Regions from separate parts of the Homo sapiens genome. Here region 2 is linked to region 1. A link is a loop called in an ENCODE intact Hi-C map of the cell type or tissue named here. Cell type or tissue: PC-3. All regions are shown on one strand.

Region 1 (2,500 bases):
TGGAAGAAAGGCTTATGGTTTGTTTACGGTTAGAGCTTGCATTTCAGAGAGATCAACATAGCTCACATTTTGTTATGGTTATGGTTGGTTGTTCTGAGTGTATATCCAAACTGTGGCCTTCGTTTTCAATTTTTTTTTAACATCCCTTAACAATGAGATGCCATGCAGAGAGAGAAAGAGAGAGGCCAAGGAGCAGTGAGGTGCCAGATTTGTGAGGGACCCTTCTTGGAGCTTTCAGGCAAGGCAAGCCTCCAGCTGAGTACCACACAGTGATCCAGTTGATGCCACTTGGAGCAGAAAAACTGCCCAGCTAAGGTCTGCCCAAACTTCTGGCCCACGTAACTGTGAGGTATAATAAAATTGCTGTTGTTGTAAGCCACTAAGCTTTGGGGTAGCTTATGTCACCACAGTAAATAATCCAAACATTCTCCTCTAAACTTAGATTGTCTATAGGATTAATGTGACAAGTAATAAGTTATAGCCTTGTGACTTGACCTCCACTGTTGGCTTAAATTTCAATTTAAATATTTTATTGTTATTCAGTTTGTTGTATGAGTACATCTTCTGTCCCAGTGAGATTACAATACTTTTTTATTACCTACAAATAGTCTTATATATAGTATTTTTGGTGAACTCTGCTTTTATTCTTTAGAAAATTAGTATAGGAAAAACTCACCTTTTTTTAACCGAAATTTGTGTTGTGTTTATATAATGCTACAAACATCTTTATTTATTTTTCCTTTTAGTATATGAGCCATCATTGAATAAAAGTGAGTGACAAGGTGATGGGAAAATGTGGAAATGAGAGTGGGAATGTGGATGTAGGTTATCTCTTATTAAAAATAATATTTGATTAAAAATCACTAGAGAAAAACATATGTCGGCCACTGAGTGGTATATAAAGTAATAAAATAAAGGTGAGAATTTACAAATGATCCATTAGTAGAAAACAAACAATAAAAAAAACCAAAAATACAAACACAAGTCCTGGGATAGTATAGCCAAAATTCTGTGATGACCCCCAAGATTACTGACTTATATAATATATATCATATTTTATAATATATATCATAACTTATATAATTCATTCCCCTTGAGCATGGAAAGGCCTGTGAATATATTGGGGTAGTCACTCCTTGATTAGGTTATATTTGATAAGGTTCCATTTTAGCCAGCTGGATGGAGAAATTCCTAGTGAGAGAGATGCCCTCATGCTTGTCTGGAAGAAGTAAATACCCACATTGTGAAATGCCTATGAAAAGGGGTAACCTTCAAAAGCTGAGCACCTTAGTCCTACAACCCCAAGGAACTGAATTCTGCCAACAACTAATGAACTTAGAAGAGGCCCCCAAAGTCTCAGATGAGATCACAGCCTGAGCTAACACCTTGATTGCAGTCTGTTGAGACTCGAGCATAACACCCAGTAACTGTGCCTGAACTCTTTACTCATAAAAACTGTCAGATCATAAATTTCTGTTGTCTAAAGCCACTAAGTTAGTGATAATTTGTGACACAGCAATAGAAAACTAATAGAGTATGATTCTACTTATACTGTAAAAAAAAAAAAAAAAAAACTAAAAAATGGTTCTATACTTGAACAACTTCAAGAATGAGTGTGGAAGGAAAAGAAGAAACCAGGTTCCTTGATGACATTATTGAACTGAGCTGCCAGCCCTGAGATGCTTACTTCCAGACCTTCTGTAAAACAATAATAATAATACCAGTAACTGTTAGTTACAGCATTGTTATTTGGATTTTTGAATAACGGACAACTGAATGCATTCATATTTGCTCTAGGACTTTCTGTGGCCTGCCTTAATTTAAATAAATATAAAGCCTTGTGCTATGCCTTAGAATTGCCATTTGAAGTCTCCACACGGAATTCTCTTTCTACCTTCTAGCTTTAATGGCTCATTCTTGCTATAAGAATAATATCCAGTATCTAAGGTCTTTCATTATGTGGGCCTTAAATAACTCTTTAACTTACCTTTCAACGTCTTCCTGCACCCAAACTCGAATTATCAAGAGATACTTGAAGTTCCTGCAAAGTCGGCTGTCCTATGTACCTCATTGATTTTACCTCTGATTATTTTGTTTCGTCTTCTTTTTTACATTTTGGCATAGCTTTGCCTGAAGCTCTGATGACTAGTTCTCAGTTCAATTCCTGTGCACCCTTCCCTTTGGAAAACTTTTCTGATTGTCCTTCTTCAAGAGCTTCTTCTCTGGCTTCCCCCAGCATCTTGCATACATCCTTATCCCAGCTCTTAACCCATTATGCTATAGTCATTTTTATCTCTATCAATTAACCCCCAAATGCTGAGGCAGTGTCTGGGTTACCTTTGTGTCCTATGTGCCATGGTATCCAGCACACAGCTGTCATTCCATTGTTATTTCTTACACAGAAGGAAATAATGAAATTCAAAAGCCACAAACAGGTATACTTTGAAAAGCAACCATCTCCTGGAGTATCTTTCATCGAGCTTCCCTGCCTAAGAGATAA
Region 2 (2,500 bases), 95 kb before region 1:
ATTGAGAACCAGATCAGTGTTGTAACTTTTGCTTTAATAGTTAAAAATTAGAGAAAAATTAAGAAGGGAAGACTGTCTATTATATTTGATGCTTCTACTCCCTCAAGAAAGTGTTATTTCTCCCTTCCTGATGTTCTCCAAATCCTTCTTTTATGATTCCCTCCCTCTTTGAAGAACCTTCTTTAACCATTTTTTTAAGGTAGGTCTGCCAGTTTCTTAGCTGTTTTTATTAAGGATATCCTGATTTCTATTTCATTATTCAGAGATTCTTTCATCAGATATAGAACTTTGGACTGCCTACTCTACTTTTCTAGGAGCATTTGGAAAATGTGATACTTCTTTTGTCTTCCATAGTTTCTGATGTGAAATCCACTGTCATCATTTGGTTTTCCCCAGTAGGTGAGGTATTGTTTCTCTATCTCTGCTTTTAAGGTTCTCTATCTTTAGTTTTCATAATTTTGATTATGGTGTGTTTTGACCTGGATTTCCTTCAGTTTATTCTGTTTGGGGTTTGCTCAGTTTCTTCAATGTGTAGGTTAATGGCACTTGTTAAAGTTGGGGAAATTTTCAATCGTTATTACTTTGAATATCTTTTCAGCCCAACATTTTATCCTCTCCTTCTGCAATACCAATAATACAAATGGTATATCATTTGTTACAAGTCTCACAGGGCCTGAGGCTCTGTGCATTTTGCATTTTTTTTCCAGTCTATATTACCTCTGTTATTCAGAATAGATAACCTTTATTTTCTTTATCTCTTACATCATCTATTTGTTTTCTGTCACTTTCTATTCGCTGAGGTTATTTTTCATTTGTTCCTAGCTGCTCATGATGCATTTTGATGATGGCTGCTTTAAATAATTGTTAGGTAATTCTAACATTTGATTCATTTTGGTTTTGGCATCTATTGGTTTTTTTCTTAATCAAGTTGAGAATTTCATGACTCTTGGTATGTTTTTTATTGAAACCTAATATTTTAGATATTATGAGATTCTAGATCTTATCTAAATTGGTTTAGTAGGCCTCCTCTGACACCACATTACTGGGGAAAGAGATACTCACTTCACCTTATTACTGTCAGGTAGAGTTAGAAATCTAAATTCCTCATTTTGCCTCCATTAAAAATCCAGGGTAAGAGGGGTACCTGGTTCCTCCACATCCAGAGTGGGAGTTCAGGCTTCTTAATAGGAATGAAAGGGGTTCCTTATCACCAGTTCAGGTGACAGTCTTGGCTCCCAGCTCCCTACTTGGGGAGGCTTTGCTGCTGGAGGTGGAGGTGGGGCCACAGTAGCTGTGTAAGTCAGAATCTTTTACTGTTTGTTTTATAAGACCTAATGTTGTTAGCTGTGCTTACCAGGAGTGGGGGAAAGCATATCTACTCAGTCTTTCCAGAAGTTGATCTCCCAATAATTGTTTTCTAATGCAGTCACCAAAAAACACAATTACTCACTTCCTTTAAGCTGGCCTCACATGCTTTAGAACACACACACTTATTTACCAGTCATTAATCATTTTAGCATATAAGTATTTCAAATAAGAGTCAAATAAAATACATAGTGAAATATTGTATATTCCCCTTAATATTTTTTCCTCTTAACTGTTAGAAACATTAAAATGCCCTACTTGGAATATTGATTCTCTTTTGTAGAAGTAGACATTTTCATAGAATATAAATTTTGAAATATTTTGCAAGCATTTGTGCTGAATCAACCTAAACTAACATGGCAAAATTAAAAAAAAAAAAAATTACCCAGAACAGCGGGAGTCTGGCAATATGGCCAAATAGGAAGAGCTTTGGTCTGCAGCTCCCAATAAGATCAATGCAGAAGGTGGGTGATTTCTGCATTTCCAACTGAGTTACAAGGTTCATCTCACTGGGACTGGTTGGACTGTGGGTGTAGCCAAAGAAGGGCGAGGTGAAGCAGGGTGGGCCATCACCTCACCTGGGAAGTGCAAGGTGTTGGGGAACCCCCTCTCCTAGACAAGGGAAGCCATTAAGGACTGTACTGAGCACTCTGGCCCAGATACTGCGCTATTACCACAGTCTTCACAACCCGCAGACCAGGAGATTCCCTTCGGTGCCTACACCACCAGGGACCCTGGGTTTCCAGCACAAAACTGGGTGGCCATTTGGGCAGACACCGAGCTAGCCGCAGGAGTCTATTTCTCATACCACAGTGGCACCTGGAAAGCCAGTGAGACAGAACTGTTCACTCCGCTGGCAAGGGAGCTGAAGCCAGGGAGCCAAGTGCTCTGGCTCAGCGAGTCCCACCCCCACGGAGCCCAGCAAGCTAAAATCCACTGGCTTGAAAGTCTCGCAGCCAGCACAACACAAGAGTCTGAGCTCGACCTGGGACACTCCAGCTTGGTGGGGGGAGGGGCATCCACCATTGCTGAGGCTTGAGTAGGCAGTTTTCCCTCACAGTGTAAACAAAGCCACCAGGAAGTTCAAACTGGGTGGAGCCCACCACAGCTCAGCAAGGCCTCTGAGGCCAGACTG

The links. Peaks named below come from ENCODE experiments on the same cell type or tissue, not always from the same donor. Only the 100,000 strongest peaks of a DNase experiment are listed, where the experiment ranks them.
Region 2: it touches region 1 in a loop (13-fold over the local background); 2 of 110 quality-filtered maps call a loop at or near these places.

Annotation. Positions count from the first base shown.
Region 1 is chr1:121,491,418-121,493,917 of GRCh38, reverse strand. No RefSeq gene overlaps it. Among named protein-coding and RNA genes, the nearest start is that of SRGAP2-AS1, 95 kb to the right of the region's middle. In PC-3, no CTCF peak of the experiment used is centred here; no DNase peak of the experiment used is centred here.
Region 2 is chr1:121,586,875-121,589,374 of GRCh38, reverse strand. No RefSeq gene overlaps it. Among named protein-coding and RNA genes, the nearest start is that of SRGAP2-AS1, 190 kb to the right of the region's middle. RefSeq lists an enhancer at 1,616-2,443. In PC-3, no CTCF peak of the experiment used is centred here; DNase peaks (open chromatin) are centred at 1,394 and 2,424; H3K27ac peaks cover 1,720 bases.